2 separate regions of the Homo sapiens genome follow, and region 2 is linked to region 1. Evidence: read pairs that join two places in POLR2A ChIA-PET (ENCODE). Cell type or tissue: endothelial cell of umbilical vein. All regions are shown on one strand. Each heading gives the region's core, and the rest is flanking DNA. Links, peaks and the distances in the headings are about the cores only. Region 1 has its middle 32 kb from the start of ADGRF5. Region 2 overlaps ADGRF1 (adhesion G protein-coupled receptor F1).

Evidence for each region. ChIA-PET counts read pairs that join two places held together with the same protein. Peaks named below come from ENCODE experiments on the same cell type or tissue, not always from the same donor. Only the 100,000 strongest peaks of a DNase experiment are listed, where the experiment ranks them.
Region 2: POLR2A ChIA-PET joins it to region 1 with 6 read pairs; 2 of 35 experiments call an interaction of 5 or more read pairs at or near these places.

The regions. Positions count from the first base shown.
Region 1 is chr6:46,945,710-46,961,314 of GRCh38, reverse strand. It overlaps a transcript of ADGRF5 not described here. Among named protein-coding and RNA genes, the nearest start is that of ADGRF5, 32 kb to the right of the region's middle. In endothelial cell of umbilical vein, for the core only: no CTCF peak of the experiment used is centred there; a DNase peak (open chromatin) is centred at 6,224.
Region 2 is chr6:47,012,685-47,028,289 of GRCh38, reverse strand. ADGRF1 (adhesion G protein-coupled receptor F1) reads left to right here. Exons shown (of 15, transcript NM_153840.4): 3 at 529-586; 4 at 2,287-2,436; 5 at 4,073-4,246; 6 at 6,232-6,332; 7 at 7,501-7,559; 8 at 11,522-11,673; 9 at 13,446-13,609. Among named protein-coding and RNA genes, the nearest start is that of ADGRF1, 22 kb to the left of the region's middle. In endothelial cell of umbilical vein, for the core only: no CTCF peak of the experiment used is centred there; no DNase peak of the experiment used is centred there.

The DNA.
Region 1 (15,605 bases), core at 4,476-8,475:
AAAGCCAGAGGTTAGAGAAATTTAGGACATTTTTTCAAAAAGCCACAGCTTCCTCCTCTACCCCTATAACAAAAAGAAAAAAAAAAGCGTTTTGTTGTATTCCCAATCCACGTTGGTTTGTTGCTGAACTCCACGAACCAAACCAACGACCCAAACAAAACAAACAGGGTTTATACTCTGATGCAGAATGCCTAAGTCTAGTTGTTAAAGACAAATTCCTTTTTACATCAACTAAATATAATCATATCCAGTTCAAACTTCCAAAGATACAGAGATTTTTAAAGCGAGTCGTCTTTGGGAAATGTTTAGGTGTAGTTATTGAGGTTTCGCACATTCTCTCGTGAACATCCTCCCTTTTAAGATGTTTCTCACTTCCTTGAGCTCTCCAATGCCAATGACTTTTGTTCTACTTCAGCAAATCACCTTGTGTTGAATAGTAAAGGGTGTATGGAGTAGACAACCCCAAGCTGTCAGTAAACGCAGTAATCAGCTTCCCTAACAAGCAGGATGCTTGTCCTTAACTCTAAGGACACGAGGTTTCATTTCACGTGGAAAGAGTGAGTGAATCTGAGATGGAGCTAAGGACAGTACTGCCATTTCATCAAGGACGGAAGATAATTATGATTGTTCCTAGGCTTCTTTTTCTAGAAACTTTTTTCTACCTCAGTTGTAAATAAAGAGTGAAAAAGAACGTGTCTACTCTATGACTCAAAATGAGTCTGTTTTTCGAAATAATAGTTTAGTGACTTCTTTCTCTTTCTTTAAAAGACAACCTACAGAGAAAAACAAGCATCTGTATTACACACCATGCAGAATTAAACATTGGTATTTTGACTTTTTTTTCTTTTTTATTTCATACATAGAATACAAAGAAAAACCTCTTTATTCCCTGTTTAGTCCTATTTCATGCCTTCTTCCTCCTAGACTGTATTGTGTAGCTTTTCAATATATAGCATTGTATATGTATTTTTTCTACAACTGATCTTTTTCCCTCTGGCTTTTTAAAAAACTTTTACATGTATTTTTCCCCATCCATCTTGATACATACAGACTTAATTTATTATTTCTGTAATAATATCAAAATTTTTCTATTAATGTTTCTATGATGCATATATATATATTTGTATTATAATTATTTTGAAGAGTGTTGCAGTTGAACACTCTTGTGTTTCTCCTTGTATATATAGGCAAGAATTTTCTAGAATATATGATGTGACTAGAAATTTGAACTATCCTGGACACTGTGAAACTGCTCTCCAAAGTGGTTTACTGAATTATACTCACCAAGCAGTGTGTGAGAGTTTCTAATTCTTCCCAAAACACTAAGCAGGATTTGAGAATCCCTAGTTCCCTAAAACACTTGGTTTAATCTATGTATGTATGTATGTCCCCTCCCTCCCTCCCTTCCTCTCTTCCTTCCCTTTCTCCCTCCTTCCTTGCTTCCCTCCCTCCCTCCCTCATCTTCCCTCCCTCCCTCATCTTCCCTCCCTCCCTCCTCTACTTCCTTCCTTCCTTCTTTCCTTCCTTCCTTCCCACTCTCCCTCCCTCCCTCCTTCACTTTCTTTTCTCTCTCTCCCCTTCCTCCCTCCCTCTTTCTTTCCTCCTTTCTTCCCTCCCTCCTTCCCTCCCCTTCTCTCTCTCTTTCTCTCCCTTTCTTTCTTTCTTTCCCTTCTTTCTCTCTTTCTTTCCCTTCTTTCTCTTTCCTTCTTTTCCTTCCTTCCTTCCTTCCTTCCTCCCTTCCTTCCTTTCTCCATCCTCTGTCCCTCTTCCTCCCTCTCTCCCTCTCTCTCTCTCTCTTTCCCTAACACCTTTAGTTTTAAGGGAAATATATGATAGCTGTCAGTTGCCCTTCTTTAGGCCAACATTCCTTTTTTCCCAAGAACAATGCTACTGATGTTTTACATGTTTATTCCTTCTTTGACGGGTTTAATATTATAGTGTCCATACTTCCTTTTTATTTTTATGTGAAATAATGAAAGTTATAGAGCTCCTTAATAGTCCCCTCTTAGAGCTCCATCTTCAATGACAAATGTGATATTAGTAGTTGGCAGAGAAAAACTGACAATGAAAGGAGAGCCTCACCTCTAATGCAGGTGAAGACAAAGCTCGTGTGTCAGTCTGTGATGGAGTCTCCCTTCACAAGTCTACTCATGGTTCTTGCAGAAAGAGCCACACGTTTGTGGGAAGTGATCTTTAAGCACCTCGTAGATCACATTTGTTGTATTATTTGCCATTGATCATTTATAGTTCTCATGATTACTCCAAAATCAAGAATCACTGTTCTCAGGAACTTCCAAACTTCCAAACTTCCACACTGAGCTGTTAGATAAGTCATTTCCCCTGCTCTAAATTACAGAATTAATGGCAAATTCATTTTGAAAATAAAAATTAAACAAAACAAAACAAAAAGGCCTTATGTTTGGCTGCTGATCTGGTACTAAGAGCTTTAGTGAGTCAAACCAAACTGATTGGCCAGACCGATCCTTAAAGATAAATTATTTTATATCTTTGATATTTAAAAATATAGATTGTAAGTCACACACACTAAAAACACAGCAAATATAAAAATTAAAGAGAAACCAAACCACACAAATATATTTATGTTTTCTGATTTATTCCTTTCAAAATGTCACTGTCCCCTATGTTGAACGCTTTGCTATAGCTGATTGATAGTAGGACATTTCTGAATAGTTGCCTATGTGGCAAGAATTCCTAAAAACACTGTCTTAAAAAATACTGAACACCTGAAATGTATGCCCTTTGCTTATCAAGGTTTTCTTTCCTCCAAGGTACTGGTTTTAGTGAGTCCAAACCTAGGCCACTTTCACCATATTTAGTAAACCCGTGTCCAGTTATTGTTTTACATAGTTCTGCTTTGGGCTTTGCCTGTACTCCTGCCCTAACTGAAACTCTGTACACACCTAATTGTTCAGCTGATATCACTTTGTCATTCACTTTCATAATCAACACACTTAGTTTATTCCCTGTTTTTATTTTACATACTCAAGGAACGTATAAAAATAGGCCAAATATTTAAGAAAACAGTTTTGCCATTGAAAATTCCTGATACAACTTGCTGTAAGCACTATCACCTGCCTTCTGTTAAAAGACCATTTTCAAAAGGTGAAATCCTGACTCCAATATAAAATGACATGTGAAAGAGATTTTATTTAACTCATTAATTAATGAAGGGAGTGGTAAAACGTTAGAACTTATTCAAAGGGAAATCCCAAGAGCAGATATATTTATATAGAGACAATCAGGAATGCTGAACTGAGTTTGCTAAGAGCTACAAAAACTGGCTAATATCCTAACGTGCACTAAAATTTAATGTTTGAAATAACCATTTCTATAGGGTGGAAGGCAATTATATATCTACTGGACAAAACTAATGTGCATTTCTATGGTCAAAAATCATTTGTATTACTATTAGTTTCTACGTCCTTCAGAATTATTAAACATCCAGTCAAAGATGATCAAATGTAGAGACCCCTATAGATTCAGCTCTCCAGCTGTAAGTTGTTTGCTAGAAAACTCTCAACACTCTGTTGACAGGACACCCAGTCATCTTTTCCTATTTTAAAGCCTTTCACTATTTTTTCTGACACTTCCATTTCCAATGGAAGTAATATCCATTAATTAGGAACCAAATTGAGACTTCATAAAGTAAGTTCAAATGATTGGCTTAATAAATATCTTTGCTTTGTTCTAGATAGATGCATATATTAAATGACAATTAAATGCACAAAACCAGATATTGAGAATCACCTATGTTTTGATTACCTTTACAGATGATAGAGTATGGGTCTTGTTACTGCAGCTTGTACTCCAATCATCCAGCCTCACCTGGGGCTTCTCACTCATATACAGTCCTCGTCAACACACAAAGTGACCTCTTGATTCAGGGGAACCATGAAAAGTAACCAGAATATATGCTTAGAAATTCCAGACGTAATATTGTCATGGAAGTATTCAAAATCATGAAATAAAAAATGACTATGTGGTTTAATAATGTTTCAAAGTCCAAACAAAATGCAGAAGCTAACTGTTGTGTTTTAAGAGCGGTCGTGGCATGTCCCTAGACCCCCTTTTGCCTTTTGACTTCTAGAAAAACAGGCTTGATTCATCGGGGAGCCTGAGAAAGTGCAGGAGAGTCAGGCAGGGTGCACAGAGCCTGCCTGTGGTGCACTGCTTCCAGATAAATGCTGACTTCACAGGGGTTTTCCTCCCCTCCCCACCACCTCACTGTTTTCTAAGCTTTGTTCCATTCATGTGCTTCTTCCCACTTCTCCTGTCTTTATCCTTCCTCCCATATCCCTCCCTCCTCTTTTCCTCTTTCCTTTCCACTGCCCCTTCTTTCTCCCTCTCTCTCCCCTCACCTCCAACAGACTCCCATTTCATTCACCCTTGCTAACTTTAGTCCTCCTTCTTGTGGGCATTATCTAAGACTTCACTTTTTGAATAGAGGTTGTTGCCTGCTTATAATAATCTCTGTGAGGCAGCAATACACAGCATATGACAAACTGCAGCATTTTCATAATATTCAGCAATAGCTCCGCAATATCACCCGTGAAGTTGCTCCACTTTGTAAAACTATAACAACAGTCTTGTGTTTTCCTCTAAGTCATATATTCTCCTTTCCCTAACATGTAATAACTGTAATTAATTTGATTTTATTTTGTAAATTAATCAAAAATAATTTGATTTTATTTTTAAATTAATCAAAAATTAATTTGATTTTATTTTGAGACCAGGCTGGTCTCAAACTCCTGGGATCCAACAATCCTCCTGCCTCAGCCACCGGAGTAGCTGGGACTTGTACAAGTGCGCACCATCGCACCCAGCAATAACTGTAGTTGATGACGCTCCTCCTCCTAACATTAAACCCACACAAACCAGACACTGCTGGGTCCTGGATGCTAGGGATATAATGGTGAAGCAGACACAGTCCTTGACCTCACAGAGGGACAGCCCAGCAGGAGACAGAGAGACAAGTAGGCAGGCTTCCTTGCTTTAGTGTTATGAGAGAGACAAGCATGGTTTGCTTGGAAGAACACCAAAGGGGCCCAGAAATTGGAAAATGCATTCTGAAGGATGTCAGATTCAAGGAATTGGATCTTGGAGGGGAGGACATACTTCATTGAGTGGAGAGAGGTGGGGAAGGAGGGAATGAGAAAGGGCATGAGGAGAGCACAGGTGAAAGTGGGCTTTGAGGGAAAGTAGAAGAGATTGGCCATTGTGCATTTAAGGGTTTGACCTATATCCTTAAGCTCCTGAAAGATTTTAAGCATGGGAATCCCACCATGAAGATGGCATTTGAGAGACATTACCCTGGTTGCTGAGAGGAGAATGGATAGGAAGTGAGGGAAAATATGGGCAAGGAGACCACTGTGTGATTTTTACTCAGTGATGTGTTTGTGGTCTTTGCCTGCTCACACCCGCAACCCAGCATCCACCCTCCTCCCCCTCTGCTGCCTTGCAGCAGCTTCCAAGTGTGCTGCTGTTGGAGGACTGACTGTCACCCTGCTGAACACAATGGAGGTAGTCCAGGTCTCTCAACAACTCAGCTTGTGAAAATCCACATGGCCCAGAGTTCCCACGTTCTTTCTACAGCCAGGACTGGCTTGGTGAGTCTACGGCCTGGTACAGTTGCATAGAGCCCTGTGCTCCAGAGAGTCCCCACACTTGCTTTAATGTTCTATTGTCACCATCTTGAAATTCTTAATTTTCAAATGAGTGGCATCACATTTTCATTTTACATGAAACCCCATAAATAATGTAGAGGGTCCTACTTCACTCCACGGATGGTGGCCTCCTGATAATTCTTTAAACTCTAAGGCAAAATGGCCTGAGGGCTTTGGAGTCAGTCCAAGATTAAGAAAGATCAGACTTTCCAAAGACAGAGCTTAGGGGGTCTTGCCTGAGGCTGGGAATGGATTCTTCCAGGGCCTGTTCTAACCTGCCTGTCATCAGCTGCTCTGTAATATGACATCTGGACTGGGGCCAGAATATGCTCCAGCTCAGTGGAAGAAGATGAGGACATTCTTGACTTTTACAGAGTTAAACACTTAGAGGAACTTCAGGAAGAAAGCACTTGGTAAAAGGTAAAGTTGGCTGGCCCATCAGCTCCTTGCCTGGGGTCCTGCTGCTTCTTTTCACAGTTCTCAGTATGTTTATTCTCTTCTTTCCAGTGGCCAGAGGACAAGTTTCCTGTTTCCTCTAGGGAGCCTGGAGAGAGGCATCAGGCACCAAATATAGGAAATCATGTGGAGAGGATCTCTTATTTATTACAGTCCCCATATTACTTCCCTCCCCCAAGCCCCCGCCCCCCACCTCCAGTCAGTCAGTGTCTCCCGTCTTCTTCCTGCAGCAGAGAACAGAAGGCAGTTCACCTCTGCTCCCGACAGCCTGGGAACCCGCAAGAGCCCCAGCATTTGAAGTCTGGTCTTGTGAAACCCCACCCTCCTCTGGCTGTGTGATTGAATGGGATGCCCTCGAGGTTCACCTCACCTGAGAGGGTTTTGGGCAGATCAGCAGTAAGGTGTTAAATTTTAGAAGCCTGAAAACTCCAGAAGAGAAAGGTAGGTACCTGCATCGTTTTGATTTGCCATGTTAAATGTGAATCCGGCTGCTCTGGAATAGATGTGCATTTCCACGTGGCTTTTCTAGCTGGCTTCACGCTCTCAACCTGTGTGTCTTGTGGAGATTTACTGATTTACAAGACTGTGAGGGGCAAATAGTGAGATGGGATATGACATATGGATTTTTCAAATCTGTACATCTTTGGATAAAGAATGCCAGCCAGTATATAGATCATGGTGTCGATTCTTATTTTCTTTGGAGTGCAAATCTCATTAGAAGTAGTTTTTTTTTTTTTTTGGCTTCTGCATAAGGGGTAATTTTTACTAACTGCCTTTTCTTTTTAATAGTATAGACCTCTACCATGATTTCTTTATTACTCCTTTCTGAGGTTTTCAGTTAAATAGTAGATTTGACAGAGAATTTGCTAACAGAAATAGGAACGGGTGTTCCTAATTTAGAGTGCCTATGTGCTATAAGAAAAAAAAAAGAGTACTTTGTTCAGGGATCTGGTGGACTTCCACATTATTTTCTAGAATTTGTGGTTAAACAGTTGTTATTCCCGAGGTTTCCTGAAATTCAATACCAGTAGTGACAACGAATATCCAGGGATGTCTCGGAGGCTTGTGGTGGTGGTTGTCTGCAGGGATGGTGCTCACTCCTTAGCTGGGTGCTCTTGTTGGTCACCATTGAGGCTCAAGATGATAGGTCACTGAGACTCAGAGAGGAGCCAGGTCTTATTTAAGTACCACTATAAATTTCTCTGGATTTTTTTGTCATCTTATGTTTTTATTGTTTCATTTTGTCTTCACAACCAGCCTTTACTCTAAGAGAAATAATTTATACAGACTTCATGGAATATCAAACAATTCATACCTATTTATTGAACATTTACTATTCTTTTCTAGCTTATTTAGTTCCGATGCTCATAATTTCTTACCACTTATGTATTTTACCTCAATACAGTCTCCCTCCATTCTATCTTCCATACCCTGCTACAGGGGTCTTGGGAATATGCAATTCTAATAATGCCACTGTCAGTGAGATATATATATATATATATATATATATATATATATATATACACATATATCTATATATATATAATTTTTTTTTTCTGAGACTGTGTCTCACTCTGTCGCCCAGCCTGGAGTACAGTGGTGCAATCTCAGCACAACCTCTGCCTCTTGGGTTCAAGTGATCTTTGTGCCTCAGCCTCCCAAGTAGCTGGGACTACAGGCACGCACCACCACGCCCAGCTATGTTTTGTATTTTTAGTAGAGAAGGGGTTTCACCGTGTTGCCCAGGCTGGTCTCGAACTCCTGACCTCAGGTGATCTGCCCACTTTGGCCTCCCAAAATGCTGGGATTATAGGCGGGAGCCATGGTGCCCGACCTCAGTGAAATATTTCTATTGCACTCTGTTGCTTACAGCCTTGCTACCTAAAGTGTAGTCCAAGGACTAGCTGCATCAGGCATCAGTTGGGAGTGATCACTTGGGAACAAATTCTTTATTCCCTCCCCAGATTTACTGAATCTGCATTTTAATCCCTGGGTGATGCATATGCACATTAAAGTTTGAGAAGCATTCACTTAAAGAAGGTAGAAAAATCAAAAGTCGGCTCCTTATCATCCTGCCAGCCTCACCCTCTCAGTATCTGACTTTGCAACTAAACTAAGTACCTTGCATTTCCCTAATATTTGAATGCTCTAATGCCTGCCTATTTCTGTGTGTGCTGTCCTCCCTGCCTGGGACACCTCTATTCATCTTCCCCACCCAATTGCCCATTAAGGCCTGGTTTGTACACCTTCATTCCCCTCCATCCATCTTCTACTAAGCGGTTCTCAGGTCTGCTATTTTTCTGGTACTTAGTGGAATGTTTTGACATATCCCTAAGCACATTAAGTGATAGTTGCTATATTTATTTTGACTCTTGAGGAGTTATTGGTCTTCTATGTCTAAACCCATAGCATTTGGCACAGTTTTGGGCACATAGCTTCTGCTCAATCAATTTTGTTAAATGAATGAATGAATGAGCAAATGAATGTGTACATTGTCTGAAAAACCCTAATTATCAGATCGAGATCTATAGTTTGAATCTTCCAAGGATATTTTTAATCCCTATAGCATTTTCCCACACTCTTCTTTCTGAAATGTTGCTGGATTCATTTACTCACCAAATATTTTGAGTACTTTCCATGTGCCATGCCTTTTAGAATCTACTTCTTTACATCTATGTGACAGCCTCTTTCATTAGTTGTTTCCCTGTCAGTGCCCCTCATTCTCTGCCACTCGAAGTCAAGGACTCACTGAGTCCCTTTCACAGGGCAGGCAGTGTGCTATGTGCTAGGGATATGATGGCAAACAATATAGATGTGAGTCCTGCCTCCATGCAGCGCTCATCTGGAGGACTTACTTTTTGTCATCCTCTATGCTACCTCTCTTTCATGGAAGTATTAAGGAAAACTGAAATAAGCTTGATCCCTAACAAATGCTGGCACATCCAAGTAAAGGCCTCGAGAGCTTAAAGCTTGAAGTCAGTGTGGTTCAATAGAAAGACAGCTGAACTGTGCTTTGGGGCCCCACATTTGGTCCTGTACCTGCAACTATCTTGCCATGTGACCCTTGGGTGGGTCCACAACTTTTCTCTGAACCTTGAGTTTTTCAAGTGGTGAAAAAGACAGAGAGCTACAGGGGAGAGAATCCCTGATTTCAGAGTGCAAAGAGAAGACCATATCCACAGAGCCTCTGCACTCACATTCTCTCATGCTTCATGGTAATTTGGAAGGCGGTGCTCTGTATTTCTCTGAGTCAAGCCAGCTCGAAGAGATCTTAAGAGAGCCATTTTATTACTATGCCCACATGTTCAGCCATTGACATTAACATTGTGCTTTGGTAATTCCCCAACAGCACAGTTTGCCCGTGACTCCTGGAGAGCAGTGCCCTGCAACTCAGAGAAATCCATGAGACATTCATTGCTGGGTGCAGAGCTGCTTTGAAGCAGGTTAGATGAGGAGGGAGGAAAGGCCTCCATTAAGCAGTCCCTGCTTTAGGAAAGCAGCCAGGAAAAGAGGAGGAAGTAGCTCTACCAAGTGGTGCAGGAAAAACCTAGAAGCACGTAGACATATAGCCAGTTCCTGACATCATCCCTCACTGCAGCACAGCTAAAAGGATTCCCTTTCTGACTACATGTGGTATTCTCCTTTTTCCACCCAAAGATTTGTGTCTTAGCCATATTTCACCTAGAATCAAATGGTGGAGAAGGGCATAGTATCATTTTCCCCCATGCTTTGCCCTTCCATAGAGCACATGGACACTTGGGAGAAAGCAAACAGACACAGCCAGCAGGTTTAGGCTGAAGTAAACTGCCGAGGCGCTCTCAAGGGACAGCTATTTCTGTCTTCCAGCCTTCTTCTCTTCTCCCTCCATTGTCCAGAGCTTCCAAATGAGATGCCTCCTGCACCTCTAGAATCCCTTCTTGCTTCGTGTTGCTCCTATGCCTTTCTGCCTCCAGGCTTCCACCATGCCCACCTTGTCTACAGCTGCCTTTCAGCAACTGAATGTTTTCTGCTGGTAATTTCTTACCCACTCAAGTTCACCTTAATCTCTGTCAATAAACACACGTCGTAATAACAAAAGGGATATTAACCTGCATGAGAGGTTTCCAGTGGCCTGCCACAGATCTCAGGCTATAATTTGAGATCAGCCTGGACTATATCTGGCTCAATATTTCTTTTTTAATGAGAGGCATGTTGTGGGCTAGAAAGAGGCAGACCTGGTTTTTAATCTCCTGTCTTGAACAAGTGATTGTATCTTGCCAAGTCTTTGTTTCTGAAAATATGAACTAATACTTAGTGCACAAAGTTGTAAGAAGATTAATTATCTAAAGTGCCAAATAGGTTCCTTTAAAAAAACACCAAGTCAGCCAGGCGCAGTGGCTCATGCCTGTAATCCCAGCACTTTGGGAGGCTGAGGTGAGCGGATCACGAAGTCAAGAGATCGAGACCTTCCTGGCTAACACGGTGAAACCCCGTCTCTACTAAAAATACAAAAGTTAGCTGGATGTGGTGGTGCTTGCCTGTAGTCCCAGCTACTCAGGAGGCTGAGGCAGGAGAATTGCTTGAACCCGGGAGGCGGAGGTTTCAGTGAGCTGAGATTGTGCCACTGCACTCCAGCCTGGCGACAGGGCAAGACTCTGTCTCAAAACAAAACAAAACAAACAAAAAACAAAAAACACCAGGTCTTAAAAGAGGAGGTTGGCCAAGATGGTGAAAATGAGAAAACTGTCATTCACCAAACAGTTGAAGGATCATTCAGGGGACAATTAAAGTAAGAAGTACATCTTGAGCACATGAGGGCTGCTTTTAAATATTTAAAGGTTGCTCTGTGTGGGAAAAGGGAAGGCCAACAGAAGATCAATGGGTGGAAATTATAGCGCAACAGATTTCAGCTCAATGTGTGGAAGGATTTACCCACCATCAGAATCATCTAAAAATGAGTGAGCTGCCTTGTGGTGTGGTGAACGCCTTGTCCCGGGCAATGTTCCAGCACCCTGGAAGATGGACTAGTGGCCAGGGTGTTCCCAAAGGGATGCCCATAATGGGTGGAGTCCGGGTGATGACCTCAAAGGTCCCTTCCCGCTCAAAGCTATCAAGAGTCTCGTGATGTCAGTGCGGTGATCCAAGCCACCAAATGAAGGTCTGCAAAAAATATCATCAGGCTAGAGTGAGGATAGCTGACTTTTCACCAGCTAGCCCTACCTATCTGCTGCAGTAAGTTTAAAATAGGGTCTTAGTAACAATGGAGTAGGCTGGACTTCCAGGAAAGAGCAAAAAAGAAACGAGAACAATGAGGAGGGAAAACTTCACTGTAAACCACTCTTCTTGGGTTACTCTTTAACTAAATTATGGGTTACTTCTTGTGCTGCAAACACATTCCTATTTGATGGAAAACTGCCACATTTCTGTACATTTTCAGCTCAAGTAGAGTCAGGCAAATAACAGCAAGACTCAGAGCTTTGGCCCTGATTTCTCCTCTAGCTAAAATGGAAATATGACTACATGGATATGGGTTCCTAGCCATTCCGAGGTCTAACTTTAAAATGTGAAAAAGAAACTGATTCTACCATCTTCTAAGTTGCAAGGACTATGAATGGAATATTTGACTTTTGGAGAGAGAAGAAAGCTGGCTGGAACTGTCTGCCTGCTGTGAGTCAAGTTCACTGGCCACTGCCTTCTACCCATCTTTCCTTTTCTGCTACATGAACCACCTCAAGAGCAGTCTCTTTGTGAAGTAGGGATCTGGAAACTTTTAGAGAAGTAAGACTTAGGCTTAGGTAGACCCTATACACATCAGCAACCACTCCAGGCAGCCCCAGAGCTTTCTGTTAATACTTTATCCTTTGTGGACTCAAAGAACTTGCAGTTCTGGACCCTCACATGTTTCTGACCATGCTTGGGCAGCATCTCAGCATGCCTTTGCTTTCTTCAATCTCACTTTGAGATCCTGGGGGAAGAAAGCAGCAGTCCTTTCAACAGAAACAGTTATAAGCAAATGCTATATGTTTTCAGACCGAAACAAAGCCATGATATATTTTATTCTCAAGGCTTACCTAAGTTAGCTTTCTTAAAAACACTAATTAAAAAAAATCCTTTGAAATGTAATCAACTGTACATGACAAAATCATAGAAACCCTTGCAGACCAGGGTATTTATTTTTAGATGCGCATCAGCCTACCCAGCATAGCAAAGCCACTGTCTCATGTCCAAAGCATGGCCCTGGGAATTTCCTCTAACAAGGCTGTGTTTCCGCCCATTGTTGTAGCACAAAGGACAGAAGGAGGCCTGAGTAGAGGCTCATGTTAACCCCGCCTAGAGTAAAATCTGGAACCTGTCATCACCTCGGTTGGATCAATGTGGTCTTGAGGGCTGGGGTCAAGAGGGAGATTGCCCGCCAACTCTGGACAGATGCAAATGAGTAGTCATCCAAAAATATTCCAGAGACCGGTGACGGCAATTCAAAAGTAAAGCGTCAGCTTTCTTTTTGTAGTCAAGGATCTAAATCTCACCCGTACTGTGAAGTGAATTCTGGTCTAGACCTGAGACAGCGATGCTGTTTGAGGATCTTGGCTTGAATTGCAATTAATAAAGTGATTTTAAGAATATTTTGTTTTAAAAAAGCCATAAATCTGTGTACACACAGCCCCAATAAACACACACATACACACACACACACACACACACACACACACACACACACACTCACTAGAGCAAGTATCAGATACCTGAATCACCCAGAACTTTACTATTATTCTAGGCCAGTTTCTGATCCTTTATTTATTCATTGATGAAATGGGCATAACAGATCTCACATCCTATTAGTTTGGGGATAAATAAGGTATAATATTACAAATAATCTCACCCAAACTAGACTTTTGCTTAAGTTTTTGCATCTTGGTCCTAACATGTTTTGAGCTTCTTACAAGAAACTTGTGCACAAATATTTACTGTCAAGTCTCCAGGGGTTTTATTTGTTTGTTTTGCTACTACAGGAAAAGAAGGCCAATTTGTTACTTAATTGGCACACTTTACAAGCAAAGCTTTTCATGCCTTTGTCAAGTTCCTTCTACTCCTGGGGAAGGTCACTGCATTATTACTCAAAGTTGCAATGCTCAGGGCTATGTCTGGGGGTCTCCGTGAAAGATGAAGAGGTGGGTCTCAGGTCTGCACACAGCAGTCCACACACATCCTGTCCGGTGTTGAGTCTGTGATCTGCATTCCACAGCCCCATCACCACCCCTGCCCAATCAAAGGCCCAAGGAGCAAGGGGGACCTGCACGTACAAACACCAGCCTGAGCAGGGACTGGGTTGTTGGCCTCTGCTGGCAGGTGGATGTCCAGGTCCCCCCTCCAAGGTCCGCAGATTCAGGAAAATGTGCTGTAGCCCTTTGGTGAGAATGTGAGAATGTTAGTAAAAATGCCTTCATGGATTGTTTTGTTTGCAAGTGTTTATTATCAGACACCCCTCAGAGGTTCACAGGGCAGGTTGCGAATGTCCGAAGTGGGGCCTGGGAATTTCCTTCCACAAAGCCTGTGCTTCCTCTCTTTGTTACTCCTCAAAGAACAAGTTGGAGCATTACTAGAGATCCTTACTTAACCCTTTATCCTGCCCACCACTTCTTCGTTTACATTACAGAAAATTCACGCTGCCAGCCATCTAAGGAGCAAAAAGATGTTTGGGTTTTGGTAGTGGTGTGCACCCGCAGATGTGCACATATGTGTGCATTTGTGTGCATGAGTGTGCATATGTTTGTGTGTTAATGGAGAGGAAATAGGTAAAGCACAAAACGTATTGCATTTTAAAAGGTTTTCATTCAGTGTTATGACATGCAGCCATCATTGGTCAGACCAGAGAACACTTCTTTCTTTATCGTAATATGTATTCCCATATGCTAAAAATGATGACTCAATTGCAGTTCCCTGTCCCTAGGGAAGGGCTATCTCAGAATTATAGTTGCTTTTCACCTTTGGAGTCTACTTATTGGCTAAAGCTGGGGTATAATGAGTTGAAAGGTATTTCAATCAACTAAGAATTATTTATTGAATATATTCTATGTGTCTGAACTCTACTAGGTACTAAGAGAAACCAGAGATTCTGCCTGCAGGAAAATTCAAGACCATATATTTATACATATATACAAACACACAAACTCAACGTGTTGCAAATGAGAGTGCAAAGAAGCCAGATATTTGTATGGTCTAAGGCCAGTAAAGATTAGAAGAGGGACATGGGCCCTCACTCAGCCTGGAACTCTTCAATTATCCCCAGAGACATCTTTATGGTGTCTTCACCGTCCTTAAATCTCCAAGCACTAGCGAAGCCCAGTGTGTGCACCATGCACATACACATGTACACACTTGCACACACAGCCTGCTCTCAGGAAACGGCTGTGCCTTCTTGGAGGAAATAACGCCATTGGCCTTCTCACCACCAAATCTGTGCCAGGATCAGCCTCAATACCCATCTCTTTTGCCCTCCTGTTTTGTCCCAAGGGAAGAGGGACCCTTCCCTGCCTCCAGAGCTCAGCTCTCCCGTGCTCCTGCCCTTTATTCCCATAGCCTCACTAGGCTCACCTCTTATTGGCCCTTTCCTGTTAGCATTTAATTATGCTTAGATCCTTCTCATCTTAAAACAATAGGAGCAGAAGCTCTTCCTAACCCATATTTTTCCTCAGCTGCACTTCCATCTTCATTTTCCCTCACCACAAAATTCTTGAAAGGATTATGGCGATTCACGTCTTCACATCATCACCAACCATTCACATTGTGTTCTGTCTACGCTACCCCAGTGTACCTCAGCAAATGCTTTTGCCAAGATTCTCTTTGACCTCTGTATCCTCAAATCCAACTCATTTACTGTCAGCAGGACTTCACACTGTTCTCCACTTCCTCTAGTCTTGTCCCTGCCTTCCAGGACACCAATGCTCCTGGCCTCCCTCCTTCTTCTCTGGCTGCAACTTCTCAGTTGTTTTTTACAGGTTCCTTTCCCTCTGCCATTTCCTCAGCTTCCCAATGGCTATAACCGGGGCCAGCCACCTCTTCTCCATTCATTCTTTCTCCCTACTGTGGTTCATTCCTCTGCCTGGATTTCTCTTTCCTGCCTTCTCTGTTGATATAGTTTGGCTGTGTCCCCACCCAAATCTCACCTTGAGCTGTAATAATCCCCACATGTCAAGGTTGGGACCAGGTAGAGATATTTGAATCATGAGGGCAGCTTCCCTCATACCGTTCTCATGGTGGTGAATACGTCTCATGAGATCTGATGGTTTAATAAATGGGAGTTCCCCTGAACAAGCTCCCTTTACTGCCACCATGTAAGACATGACTTTTCTCCTTCTCACCTTACACCATGATTGTGAGGCCTCCCCAGCCATGTGGAAATGTGAGTCCATTAAACCTCTTTCCTTTTTAAATTCTCCAGTCTCAGGTATGTCTTTATTAGCAGCGTGATAACAGACTAATACATTT
Region 2 (15,605 bases), core at 5,602-9,601, 66 kb before region 1:
ACTACTTCCGTGGCTGCTACCTTGATCCACACCTTCATTGTCTCTTGCCTGCATGATTTCAACAACCCCAGAAATGCACGCATTGCTTCTGTGCTTCTCTGTTCTCAATGGGGCTTCAGGATTGAGCCTGCTACAAAGTAAGTTACAGCATGTTTTTCCCCTGTTCAAAGCTACCCAGCAGTTTCTCATCTCGCTCAAGGAAAAGGTAAAACCCTTTCCATGGCCTATAAAGGTCTGCACAACCTGCCTCCCCAGAGACCCTCTGACCCCACCTCCTGTGCCTCTCCTCTCACTCTCCTCTCTCAGCGGCTCTGGTGTCCTCATTCTGCCTTTACCTGCCAGGCATATTCTTACTCTTCAGGTGTTTGCTTAAAAGTTGCTCCAGTGAGGCCTTCCCTGGCCGCCTCTCCACCATCCCTGGCTTGGATTTTAGATTCATGATTTTAATTCATCTGGGAAACTCAGCAAGGCCTTATGAAGCACAACTCTTCAAAGTCTCACCGTAACTATTTTTTTTCTTTTTAACAGAAAAATGATGGCATCAAAACAAAAAAAGAACTCATTGTGAATAAGAAAAAACATCTAGGTGAGGCTCTGTTAGACAGCATGGTGCAGTGGATTTTGGTGTCAAGGGACCAGGTTTCTAATCCCAGCGGTGCCCCTGACTGGTTGTATGATCCTAGGCACATTATTAAACATCCAAATATGTACAAGGAGAATGACAGTAATTCCTATGAGCAAGACGTTTGTGAAGATTAAATAATATCATGAGAGCACAGTGTCTTACATCAGACCTGGCAAGTAGCTGTTCACACACGCCCTTTTCTTCTGTGCCTTGATTCTAACAATGTAATTAATGGCCATAGCCCCAGTCCAGAAATGAGTTGTGTTCTGAAATTTAGTTTGTGGTTCTGATGTTTCTAGTGCTGAACACATTTCCTCACAGAAACAGTGATGCACATGTGGTTGTTAGGTTCCCGGGTCAGTCTACAATAGCTTTTATACCATGCAATAAATCTGCCATACAGCAATGTGCTAATAGTACCATAGCACCTATCACTGTGCAAGGCTATACTTCTTTGGGAAAATGAAATCAAAATTTCAACTTGGAATGACATGAATACAATTTCCCTGACAGTAAAAATAACAATAAAAATATAGCAACTATTGTTGGGATGTTACTATGTGGCAGGACTATTTGAAGTGCATTAGATGAATTAAACCCTCACACTGACCCTCTGAGTCTGGTACAGTGGTCATCTTTATTTTACAGATAGTGAAACTAAGGCACAGAACTAGGGGCAGGGACCAGGATTCAAATCCAGTCAATCTGGCTCCAGAACCAGTGCCATTAACCCCTGACGATGTGAGCAGGGCCATCCTTTTCCCTGTTCCCCACTGCACACCTGCGTGGACGAGAAGTGGGTCTTGTCTCAGGTCCCACCACTCAGAGGGGACTTCCAATGCCTGGGGAAGAGGCTCCAGTCCGTAAGGAGATGGGGAGACTAAGAGATGGGAGTGGGGTGCAATGGTGTGAGATGTCAGGTCTTTCATAGGTGAGCTTCGGGGGACCTTGAAGCCCCTGGGAATTTCATGTCAAGTTTTATGTGAATGGGCTTAAGTGAATTTTGGATGGGAGAAGACTCATAGGATTCCTCTCCTTTCCCTGTCAAAATCAGTTAATGGCTTCTCTGTGGGGAAAGAAAAGGTGCTGTGCAGAAATGATGAGCTGGAGGTGAGGGTGCATCAAGCCTCAAGGGAAGATTTAGTTTGTTTTGCTTTTGGATTTCATATAAATACCCACACGCAGCTAACGAATGGAATATTTTCACAGGAGAAGAAAGGGCTCTTTGTAAGTGTGAGATTGAGGGGTCTTATACTGGAGATACTTCAAGGAGATCAGAGCTGGGGGCGGGGGAGGGAAGGTTGACTTGGATTTCCTCACCTCTTCCCCCTTCAGTCTTGACACCTGAAGCTTGACTCTGGGTGTGCCCTGAGGAAGTGTATAACATTGGGAGAGTGATTCTGGGGAGGGACAGACAGCACTGGGGCAGCTGGCCTGGCAGAAGTGAGAGGACAGACGTATATTTGGCGTGTGTGGGAACCATTTGCTTGTGTTTACCCTCAGTGTTCATTGTTAGTCCATGTTTGGATGAGAGGAACTCAGGAACAAGCAGCATGGTAGAGTCCCTGACCTAAATTTGATGATTGTTTCTCAGTCACTTCCTCAGCAATATTTTCCCCAAGGACAGAAAAAAAGGTTTCTGACTCTCTTTCTCTCTTTAGGCCCAGTCGAAGAATATCAGCTGCTGCTTCAGGTGACCTATAGAGATTCCAAGGAGAAAAGAGATTTGAGAAATTTTCTGAAGCTCTTGAAGCCTCCATTATTATGGTCACATGGGCTAATTAGAATTATCAGAGCAAAGGCTACCACAGGTAAGGTGGCTCTCGGTGACTGGATGTATAAATGGGGAAGGCGGGTATATCAGTCAGGCTAGGTTGGGTTATGCTGTGGAAACAATCATCCCTACAATCTCTGTGATTTAAAAGAATAAATGCTTTATATCTTCTTCATGCTACATGTCCATTGCAGATTGGCAGAGGGCTGTATTTGTTGCCACCAGTACCCAGTGATGTATCAGACCCTATCTCATATGTACCCATGCTGAGCAAAAAATAGATGAAACACTGGAGGGTTTTCCACGGGCAATTAAATTCTCTAACTCAGAAGTGACCGCAGTAACTCTGCCAACAACTTTTTGGCTAGAACTGGCTCCATGGCCCCACTTAACTTCAGGGGACTAGGATATGCAATCCTGTGTACCTGGAAGACAGCAAGAAATATTTGGCAAACAACATTAATAAGCACAAAGGTGGGATTCAGAGAAGTTAAATTATTGATCTAAAGCAGTGATTCTTAAAGCATGGTCCCCAGGCCAGCAGCAGCAGCATTAGGGAACTTAGCAAAAATGCAAATTCTTCATTTGTCTTGACTTAAGAGGATCAGAAACTCCAGGGTGAGATCTTCCAGGTGATTCTGTGTCGCAATAAAGCTTGAGACCCATTCACTGCACACCATGGGTATTTTCACAAAGGTGTCTGGTGACTTTGCCCTGGTTCTTGATCTACTGAAAGAAAAAAAAAGACGACTTCGGTGGGAATTTCAGGTGTAATAGAAGGGGGCAGGCATATAGGATTGCTACTAGAGAAACTTTTCATCATGACTTTCCCCAAAAATGTTTCTCTGCCTTTGTCATCTTGCTTATAAGGCCTACTTGGGAGTGGTAGCAGGTGGATAGAAAGGAGCCTCCAATGAGATGGTGGTCAAATACGCTCTAGAATCCTTTAAACAACTCTCCTGTTACAAGTGTCCTCTTCTGCTTCTCTCTTCCATTGCAGTGGCTATGTATGGGGTATACATCCTTCTTTTGCATGCTAATCCCAGCCATTGTAGCTTTATGTTTGTTAGCTTTCTGATACCAACCTCAGAATTTATTGAGTTGGACATTTTCTTACCTTGACTATATTGCTGTCCTGGTTTCATCCTTCTAGCTTTTGGTGAGAAATATTAACCATTATTTTACTTTTAATGGCAAAAATTGCTATTACTTTTGCACCAACCAAATCCTTGGTCCAGATTCCATGTGAGAGCTAAGGATCACAAATCACTACTCAGGGTCAGGCGCGGTGGCTCACGCCTGTAATCCCAGCACTTTGGGAGGCCAAGGCGGGCAGATCACTTGAGCTCAGGAGTTCAAGACCAGCCTGGCCAACATGGCAAAATACTGTCTCTACTGAAAATACAAAAACTAGCCAGGGTGATGGTGCGTGCCTGTAATCCCAGCTACTCAGGTGGCTGACGCACAAGATTCACCTGAACCCAGGAGGCAGAGGTTGCAGTGAGCTGAGATCATGCCACTGTATTCTAGCCTAGGCAACAAAACAAAACAAAACTCATAGAAGATGTAGGAAGTTAATCTGAAAAATAAACATATATAAAATAAAATCACTGCTCAGCAGTAGTCAGTTTATAAACCAGAATCCATGAGACTGAGTTCTATTTCTTGTGCAGACTGCAACAGCCTGAATGGAGTCCTGCAGTGTACCTGTGAAGACAGCTACACCTGGTTTCCTCCCTCATGCCTTGATCCCCAGAACTGCTACCTTCACACGGCTGGAGCACTCCCAAGCTGTGAATGTCATCTCAACAACCTCAGCCAGAGTGTCAATTTCTGTGAGAGAACAAGTAAGCAACTAAGAATGCTCTGGGCTGGGGCTTCTCCCACCCCAACATGCAACAGAGAGGGGACGCTTGCTCATTGTCTAGCTAGTCAATGTTTGTTTACAGGGAGATTGAGGGACAGTGATGATACATCATGTTAGGCCTGTCTGGACCCAGTGAGAACTTTCATAGTACAGAAGATCCAGAAACACATGGTGACATGTGAAGGTCACTTCAACCTTTAGGTCCATCCAGCTCAGCTCTGCAATCATATGATTTTATTGAGATTGAGGAAGAGTTGCTAAAATTCCAAAAAGAGGAACTGCTTGAGTAAGCAACATTTGTCTTCCTACTCTCTTTTCACGTCTTTTGCCAACATCAATTTCAAGAAAAGGGGAGTCTAGAGATATGAATGCAGGGAGGAATATATAGTGAATGATTCCATTAAAAGAAATCTCTCAATTGTCAACAAATATGTGTACTGAATGCCTTGTTAAAACAGAACAAAAGCTAAAAGTCTAGCTTAGGAAACCAATGGAAGCTGAGGGAGCTATGGTTAACTTAGATTTATGTTCAATGAAAGGTGAGATGAGCCAAATGACATGGACTCCAGGACATAAAGGACTTTACTAAGCTCCTGCAATGATTACTCCAGTTAACTGGAAGCCCCAGATATTGGTGGAACTGAGCAAAGAGTGAGCCTGAAATAGCCCAGCTTAATTGGGAATACTGGCTCTCCTTCCTGGGACTACAGCAATTCAGGTTATGGCAACACATTACTTATTAAGCACCATCTTTTCACCCAGATCAGGGGCAAATTCTAGGAGGACACACAGAAGAATTTCTCTTGCTGTCTATGAATTAGGAGACTAGTTGTAGAGGCCAGACTGTAATACAAGAAAGAAAATAATGTAATTTCTTCAATGAATGTTGATGAAAGCCTATGTTTTGAAAGATGGGCACAGTGGCTTACACTTGTAATCCTAGCAATTTGGAAGCCTAAGGCGGGCTGATTGCTTGAGCTCAGGAGGAGTTCGAGACCAGCTTGGGCAACATGGCAAAAATGCATCTCTACAAAAAATACAAAAATTAGCTATTTACAGGTGTGGTGGTGTGTGCCTGTAGTACCAGCTACTTGGGGGGCTGAGGGAAGAGGATTGCTTGAACCCAGAAGACTGAGGCTGCAGTGAGCCAAGATCGTGCCACTGCACACTAGCCTAGGTGACAAAAGTGAGACCCTGACTAAAAAAAAAAAAAAAAAAAGAAAAAAGAAAAGAAAGAAAGGAAAGAAAAAGGTGGTCCATGTCTAATCCATCTTTGAAAGATACAAAACTGGATCAGACAGGGATGACACTTATGAGGAGCTTCCCACAGTACCGTGGAGATGTGCATAGATGAGACATACACAAATCAATGTTTAGGAATATGTAAGAGGATGGGAGGCAGATAGGGATAAAGTACTGTAGGAATTTAGAGGAGAGAAAGACTCTGCATCTGAGGATTAGAGAAGACCTTGTGGAAGAGATGATATTTGACTAGGTCCTGAATGAAGGATAAATAGAATTTGTCCACACAGAGAATTGTCCCATTGCAGAGAAGTACTGGCAATGGGTAAGTAAGGAATGTGTTGGAGTTAGCAAGTAGTGTTGCTGTTACGGTCATCGTTTAATTTTTAATAGGGACAATGCTTAAGCTTATTGCCCAGATGAAGATACATTTCAGAGTTCAGTGAATGCCTTCTTTAGTGACACATGAGAGGCCACGCATTTACCTACTTTTAAGGTTGCCTTGATTACCAGCACTTCCCTATTACTGCTCCAAATCTGCAGTCAGAAACTCTGCTTTTATGTATGCATCCTGTGTTATTTTAGGTGAACATTTCTTATGAAAAAAATTTGAAACATCACTGTTGAATAGATGACTCTGAATTGTACTTCTATAATTGTATGCTACTAGTAAATCAAGTTAGAAATTTATTATGTCTATAAACTTATTTTTATTTCCTACAGAGATTTGGGGCACTTTCAAAATTAATGAAAGGTTTACAAATGACCTTTTGAATTCATCTTCTGCTATATACTCCAAATATGCAAATGGAATTGAAATTCAAGTAAGCACTTTCTACTTATTATATAAGGAATCGTTTGCTACACTCAAGTTCAAATGTTTTCAATTCAGCATGTATATTTAATACATATTCTTAATTATTCGTTTTCAGTGAGCAAATAACAAAACAGTTATTTGCTCTGCCCACAGTTGAAATTCCCTGAGTATCTTCTTTCTAGGAAAGTTTAGCAGCTGACTTCTTTGCACTTCTCTTGTGTTCAGTTTTGCTCACTTATTTTAGCAATATACTAAGGCTTCTTGATTATTTTCTCTTTTAATTTTTTTATAAAAAATTTTTATGGACCGGGCATGGTGGCTCACGCCTGTAATCCCAGTACTTTGGGAGGCTGAGGCAGGCAGATCACTTGAGGTCAGGAGTTCGAGACCAGCCTGGCCAGGATGGTGAAACCCAATCTCTACTAAAAAACACAAAAATTAGCAGGGCATAGTGACATACACCTGTAATCCCAGATACTCAGGTGATGAGGCACGAGAATTGCTTGAACCCGGGAGGTGGAGTTTGTAGTTAGCTGAGATTGTGCCACTGCACTCCAGCCTGGGTGACAGAGTGAGACTCCACATCAAAAAACAAAAAAAAATCATGATCTAAGCTCAATTGTCAGCATTTGGGATTTGTTCTATAAAGAAAACTCTGTTGTTAGAGGCTGAAGAGAGTTACTGAGCAAAACTCTCAACTTTATAATAAAGTCACATAAAAACTAGATCAGTGTCCCTCTGCCTAGGATGCTGGCTCAGGTGTAGCTCTAACTGAAGACCCGAGCAAATACTTAATAGATGGATTCGGTCTAAGTACCTGTAAAAATTAATGGCTTGTTTTTCATAAGGAAAAAATGGATTTTGGGTAAATTTATTCTACGATCTGGCATCAAATTCATCTCCTATTCTAAGCAGTTGGTTATTCACAATTTATTAGCAATCTCAAAGGTACATTTTATACGTGTATATGTATGGATATGTGTGTGTGTATGTATACATTCACAACTGTTATTTTAACTGTATTTGTATGACATGCAATTACTTCCCACTGTGTCTCTTTTCTTTGCTCCTTTGCTACTGTTGATTTATTTATTGTCTGTATCAATTTTTGCTCAAATGTCTTTCTGAAGTACGGGAAGAACAATTAACACATTGTTCTTTGTTCTCTTTCTAAGCTTAAAAAAGCATATGAAAGAATTCAAGGTTTTGAGTCGGTTCAGGTCACCCAATTTCGGTAAGTAACACAATGGTCTTAGAAGGGCATCCCCAGAATTGGGCACCAGTTCTGCAAAAGGCAGAGTGCTGTTTTTAGGTGACCCTGACAGAAAACAGGACAGAAGTCATCTTTATAGTAGGATTTTTACTAAGTGAACAAGGATCTGTGATGCTTTAAAAAGTCTGAAGAGTAAAGCCTAGATTCTCACTTAAATGAGTTTAGGACCTTAAATTTTTTTTTTTTTTTGACAGAATGTCACTCTTGTCGCCCAAGTTGGAGTGCAATGGCACAATCTAGGCTCACTGCAACCCTGCAACCTCTGCCTACCGGGTTCAAGAGATTCCCCTGCCTCAGCCTCCCAAGTAGCTGGAATTACAGACACCTGCCACCACATCCAGCTAACTTTTTTTGTATTTTTAGTAGAGACAGGGTTTCACCATGTTGGCCACACTGGTCTCAAACTCCTGACCTCAGGTGATCCGCCTGCCTCGGCCCCCAAAGTGCTGGGATTACAGGCATGAGCCACCACATCTGGCCTAGGACCTTAAATATTGGAAAGCATTCTCAAAACTGTGGGTCAGTGAGTAGAACTACAAAACAATAGCAGTAGGGCAGAAACTTGAAAGAAGGCAGGAGATCATGGTGACAGTGGATGGGAAAAAGTGAGGGTTGGGGATAAGGGTTGCGGGTTGTCGAAGGGTGGATTTTCTCCTTCAGCAACTACAGGAGATATGATGCCTCATAATTCGGAGCCAGAAGTGGGGCTTTGGGTGAGATATCTTTGCACAGATAACATGTATACATCATAGTTCAAAACCCAGTAGTCATTGTTTACAGCAAATAAAGAAATATTTAGTAAATTATCCTTTTGTTTATGCCTTAATTCCAAAAGTTGTTTAGTTAGCCATGTTTACATTAATTACCAACTATTAATAATCTGTCTGCTTGTTAGAGAAAGTGGCTTAGAGGTCAGAGAAATTGACTTGTGATTTTTTTTCACAGTTAACTTAAAAACACCCATAGGACATTTTCTCTTTTCTTTTCTTTTCTTTTTTTTTTTTTTTTGAGATGGAGTCTCGCTCTGTCGCCTAGGCTGGAGTGCAGTGGCACGATCTCGGCTCACTGCAACCTCCACCTCCTTGGTTCACGCTATCCTCCTTCCTCAGCCTCCCGAGTAGCTGGGACTACAGGCATGTGCCACCACGCCTGGCTAATTTTTTTGTATTTTTCGTAGAGATGGGGTTTCACCGTGTTAGCCAGGATGGTCTCGATCTCCTGACCTCGTGATCCGCCTGCCTCGGCTTCCCAAAGTGCTGGGATTACAGGTGTGAGCCTCTGCATCTGGCCAACCCATAGGAAATTTTCAACAGCATTTGCTATAAACATGTTGTTCTGGGCATTATCCTTTAAGTCATACATGAATAGTTTTCTTTAAAATTCAATACCAGCAAAAACACTGCTTTTTTTTATATTGAGGTTTATACAGTTGATCATACTTTCAATATTCATATTTTTCTTTTCTGTGATCCTTGTTTTCTATTTATACTTCTAATTTATATTCTATCATGCATATCTTATAAGCTGTCTCCAATAATCTGCAGACCAAATCACAGTAAAAGTAGGCACAAGTCTATAAACTACAACTTTTTACTTTTGTTCTGTTTCATTTTGTTTCAATATGGGGTCTCACTCTGTTGCCCATGCTGGAGTGGAGTGGTGCGATCTCAGTTCACTGCAGCCTTGACCCCTGGGTTCAAGCAATCCCACCTATGCCTCCCTGGTAGCTAGGATCACAGGCACTTGCCATCATTCTTGGCTAATTAGTTGAGGTCTTGCTATGTTGCTCAGGCTGGTCTTAAACTCCTGGGCTCTAGTGATCTTCCTACCTTGGCCTCCCATAATACTGGCATTACAGGCATGAGACACGAAGCCCAGCCTAAAGTTTTACTTTTTGCATATATGATTTAAAATAAATCTCTTTTAAAAAAATTATTTTAAAAAATAAAGAAGGGTTTCACCATGTTGACCAGTCTGGTCTTGAACTCCTGGCCTCAAATGACCCACACACCTTGGCCTCCCAAAGTGCTGGGATTACAGGCATGAGTCACCATGCCCAGATTAAAATAAATCTTAATCTCTCACTCTATTTACTTATCTGTCAAACAGGACAGTTATACACCTGTGGAACCTGGTTTAACTTCACTAAATCAAACCTATAACAAGCAGGAAAATACTCTGTAATCAATAGAATGGACATATCAATACAAAGGTATTGTGACCATCATTAAGCAAAAGGGTGTCTGCACTTATTTATACATTGTGAGCAGAAGTTCAATGTAGTAAGAATTTGAGCTGCGGAACTTCCGATCAATTAGTAATTAATAATTTTTTCACCCAACTTCTCATTGGGCCTCAGTTCTCTTATCTATAAAATGGGAATGATACACTGCTTATCTCATGAGTTATTGCAGGATTGACTTAATGTATTGATCTCATGTGCTTTCATGTCTTCAAACACATCTGTATGCTGATGGATTCTAAATTTATTACTTGAGCTCGGGCACTCCCCTGAACTCCAGACTCAAATAACCAACGGCCTACTTGACAGTCTCCACTTGGTTTTCCAGCTGGGATGTCAAATGTCATGTGTCCAAACTGGGAATCCTCTGACTCTCCCCTTCCTAACCTATAACTTATTTTTCCCACTGTCTTCCCTATTTCCATTACAGCAATGCTGTCCTTCCACTTGCAGAGACCCAATCCTGGAGCCATCCTGTGCTATAATTTCTTTTATTGAGGTATAACTTGCACACAGTTATGTGCTCAAACTTTGTGTATGACTCTATCAGCTTTGAAAAACGCTTGTGCAAGTCCCTTCCTGTCAAGATGGAACATTCCCATAACCCCAAAAGTTCTCTTGTGTTGCTTTCCAGCCTCTTTCCATGCCATCCCCTCACGCCAGAAGCAACCACTTGTATGATTTTTATCATCACAGGTTAGTTTAGTCTATTCCAGAACTTCACATAAATAGAATAATCCAGTTTTTTTTTTTTTTTGCATGTTCGGCGTCTTTCACTCAGCATAATGTCATTGAGATTCATCCTCATTTTTCTATCAGTGGTTCCTTCCTTTTTGTAGTCCAGTAGTACTCCATGGTAAGAATATACAAAAACTTGCTTTTCCATTCCTTGGAGTTATTATTGACTGATTTCTTTCTTTCACATCCCAAATCTTCTCCATTAGTAAGTTCTATGGCTCTGGCTCCAAATAAAACCTGAATTTGACCACATGCATAGCTACCCAGCTAGTTCAAGCCACCACCAGCTCTTTCCTAACTGAGTTCCCTGTACCTTGCTTGCTTCCCTTCCATCTGTTTTCTACACAGCAGCCTTTACGGTCTTAAAAAGATAAATCTTATGATGCCACTACCTTTTAATAAAGAAGAAAACTTTTTAATAAAGAATGAAATCGCAACTCTAATGTCCTATGAGATCTGACTCCTGGTACCACTCCAATATCATCTCCTGCTATTGCTCCCTTGCTGCTGAATTTCAATCATCCTAGTATTTAAGCTTGTCAAACTCACAGGCATTTTCCCGCCTTAGGACCTTTACTTGTGCTGACATTCCACACCAGTGTTCTTTGCATAGCTGGCCTTTTCTTCTTTGCATAGCTGGCCTCAGGCCTCAGCTTCAAAGACCCACAGCACAAAAAAGCCTTCCATAACCAGCTTTATTTAATGTGGGGCCCCATAATTATATCTGTATATATACAGATGTATTTATACATATATATATATCATATATATATGTATTTTTGGTGGATACTTGTTTTTTTATTTGCCTTGCCTTATCCACTAGAATGTAAGCTCTGTTTACTTTATTCCTATGGACCCCATGGCATGTACACACAGCATAGGCCGGGAGTGAATGAATAAATAAGTAGTGAATCTCATTTCTCTTTCCCCATAATCACTGCAGAAATGGAAGCATCGTTGCTGGGTATGAAGTTGTTGGCTCCAGCAGTGCATCTGAACTGCTGTCAGCCATTGAACATGTTGCCGAGAAGGCTAAGACAGCCCTTCACAAGCTGTTTCCATTAGAAGACGGCTCTTTCAGAGTGTTCGGAAAAGGTAATGCTGGATTCCCATCCTCTGCTTAGGTTAAGAGAGTCCTTTAATTAGTAGTTCATTTGTGTCCTCAGGAAGTAGATTTGAGACGTTTGAATAACGAATTGTTCTCTAACTGCCTTTCAGCACAAACAGGCAGCTGTTTCCCCCAGCACCAAGATGAAACTTAGCTTCAACTGACTATTTCAAATTCTTGCTAATTGGAAATCTGATCTGTACCTCTTAGTGTAAACAGTGTGGAGAACTGACTTCACTGCAGGCTGTGATGGAAAGGGCTCAGCAATAGTTGACTGGCACACATGTTGAAAGAGCCCTGAGGCTGACAATATTCCTAAGTCACAATCCAAGAAATTATGTCTTTAACACATATAAAGACAGACAGACAGACACGCACACACACACACAAACTGTTTTTCTTCAGATATTTATCTTTTTCTTTTACATTCAATCTTACGCCTTTCCTACCAAAATTTGTACCACTCTCTTTCAACAACATTTATTCTATAAATATTTACTGAGAATCCAAAGTGTCTAGACACTTAAAATGCAGCAATGGTGAAAACAAACAAAAATCTTAGCTCTGGCTGGGTGCAGTGGCTCACGTCTATAATCCTAGCACTTTGGGAGGCCAGAGTGGGCAGATGACTTTAGGTCAAGAGTTCAAGATCAGCTTGGCCAACGTGGTGAAACCCCGACTCTACTAAAAATACAAAAATTAGCCAGGCCCAGTGCAGTGGCTAAAGCCTGTAATCCCAAAACTTTGGGAGGCCAAAGAGGGCAGATTGCCTGAGATCAGAAGTTTGAGACCAGCCTGGCCAACATGGTGAAATCCCGCCTCTACTAAAAATACAAAAAAAAAAAAAAATTAGCCAGGCGTGGTGGCACACACCTGTAATCCCAGCTACTCGAGAGGCCAAGGCAGGGGAATCACTTGAACCCAGGAGGTGGAGGTTGCAGTGAGCCGAGATCACTCCACTTAACTCCAGCCTGGGTGACAGAGCGAGACTCTGTTACAAAAATAAATAAATAAATAAATAAATAAATAGCCAGGCATCGTGGTGTGCACCTGTACTCCCAGGTACTAGGGAGGCTGAGGCAGGTGAATCACTTGAGCCTGGGAGGTAGAGGTTGCAGTGAGCAAAGATTGCACCACTGCACTCCAGCCTGGGCAACAAGAGTGCAACCCCATCTGAAAAAAAAAAAATCATAGCCCTTGTGGATCTTCCAGTTAATGTTTCCATCTCCTAGTTCCAATCATGATAAGAATGCATTATTAAAGGCTAGCAGCAAAAGTAGCAACTGGTTGCAATGTGAGCTATGCTTAAAGAGGTACAGGTAGGAAGTGCTACCCACAAATAGCAACTGCCCATCTTTTAACCATAACATTACTGCTTTATTCTATAGTGTCTGGAAAATTGTCTGGCTTTCTAATGTTCCTTTAAAGAGTAAAAATATTTCCTGAGAGTAATCACATCTTTCCTTATTATCACCTAATACTTACTAGTTGATAGCCCATTAAAAGTGATATTGTTGGCACAGATCGGACACCTGGAAGGAGGAGTCAGCCTCAGGGAGGGTAAGGCATCAGGAATGAGTAAGGAATGTTGAGAGGGATGAAGCAGGACATCAAAGACAAACTTCTCTTACTTCTGAATTTTGCCTGGATTTCATCTCCAAAAATGAGTTCTAAAACATTTGAACATGACTACATGGTTTATATAGAGTGCCAGGATATTCTAGGATCATTTTTCTTTGTTGTTTTCTTTTGTTTCCAGCCCAGTGTAATGACATTGTCTTTGGATTTGGGTCCAAGGATGATGAATATACCCTGCCCTGCAGCAGTGGCTACAGGGGAAACATCACAGCCAAGTGTGAGTCCTCTGGGTGGCAGGTCATCAGGGAGACTTGTGTGCTCTCTCTGCTTGAAGAACTGAACAAGGTGAGGCATTTTCACTGTGTAGACTTGCCCTGGTCTTGAGTTTCAGAGTGGCAATATCCCAGTGAGCATGGCTAGGTGGAGGGTAAGTATACCTACGTGCATCATTGGCCAGTATGCAAAGAGCAAGGATGACATCAGACCCTGGTGAACCCGTGGAGTCGTGCATGAGTGGTAGCGTCTGGGCAGCAGAGTCTAGGTTGCAGCTCAAAAGACAGAGTTGATAGTTTTGTCAGGCAGAGGTGTTGTGGAGGAGTGTATCATTGCTGAGGAGGTCTATGATGGATGGTAGAGCAGCAACTAAGCTGGCCTCAGAAGTCCAGAAGACCTGGGAATTAAAGAGAAGAGTGAAGGTGTGAGTCATAAGCCAGCAGGCTTAGTACAAGTAAGGATATATCTATACCAGAAATTAGGGCAAGGAGTGGGTCAGACAAAGGTGAACCATATAAAATGACTGAACTGCAATGGACCTTAAGGGGCATCTGGTTTACCAACCTCATTTTGCAGATCAGAAAACAAAAGACCAAGGGGCCAATAGTTCCTCTGGTAGCAATAGTTTTGAATTAGAAGCATGGTCACTTGATTCCTAGTCCAGTGCTGTATTAGTCTGTTCTCACATTGTTATAAAGAACTATTTGAGACTGGGTAGTTTATAAAGAAAAGAGGTTTGACTCACAGTTATGCAGGATGTACAAAAGGCATATCTGGGGAGGCCTCAGGAAACTTACAATCATGGTGGGAGGCGAAAGGGAAGTAAGCACATCCTTATATGGTGACAGGAGAGAGAGAGAGAGAGAGAGAGAGAAAGAGAGAGATGGAGAGAGAATGGGGGAGATGCTACACACTTTTAAACAACCAGATCTTGTGAGAACTGTATCATGAGACAGCACTTGGGGGATGGTGCTAAACCATTAGAAACCACCTCCATGATCCAATCATCTCCCACCAAGCCCCACCTCCAACATTGGGAATTATAACTCGACATAAGATTTGGGTGGGGACACAGAGCCAAACCACATCAGGTGCTATGCCCTCCACATGATGCTCTCTTAGGAAGGTTCAAGTATTAAGACAAGTAAGACAGAAAGAAGGAAATAAATATCTAGGAATCAGAAGAACTCAAGTCACAGAAAAGAAGGACCCCAAGACCAGTTCACAGATACTGTTCAGCAAGTAGATTTCCATATTGAGCAGAACTTCTATTCCAGCCAGAGACCTTGCTTCTGCTGCTGCAGTAGAAAACCCCAGAATAGTATTCATCAGAGGACTGTGGAATGTTTACTTCTCCCTTTGTGGATCTCAGTTTCCTCATCTGTAAACTGGGGAAGGGGATTAGATTCTGGGGTTTCTTCTTGCTCTTGCCTTCGTTGCCTCAATTCTGGACATGAGCAATAGTTGAGACTAGTTCGCTCCAGGCAGATCCCAGGTGGCTTGAACAGAAAACAGCATTGTCAGTTGAGAAGAACAAGAAGGAAAATGGCGGGCACTTGGGCGCCTGAGTGGACTTAATGTTGAGTGGAAGGGGACTGCCTTCCTTTGCTGCTTTCCAAGTTAGCCTGGTGTAGTAAAAGTAGATGGGAGCCTCAAGAAAGAAGTAAAATTCCAAATCTAGGGCCGGGTGCAGTGGCTCATGCCTGTAATCCTAGCACTTTGGGAGGCCAAGCCGGGCAGATCATGAGGTCAAGAGTTCAAGACCAGCCTGGCCAACATGGTGAAACCCCTGTTTCTACTAAGGATACAAAAACAATTAGCTGGGCGTGGTGGTGCATGCCGGTAATCCCAGCTACTTGGGAGGCTGAGGCAGGAGAATCCCTTGAACCTGGGAGGCAGAGGTTGCAGTGAGCTGAGATCATGCCACCGCACTCCAGCCTGGCTGACAGAGCAAGACTCCATCTCGAAAAAAATAAAAAAAACAAATCTTGTGACAAAACGGGGGCTGGCACAAGCCCAGTAGTCAAATCTCCATGTATGTTTCTCTCTCTTCCCATCTTACAACGCA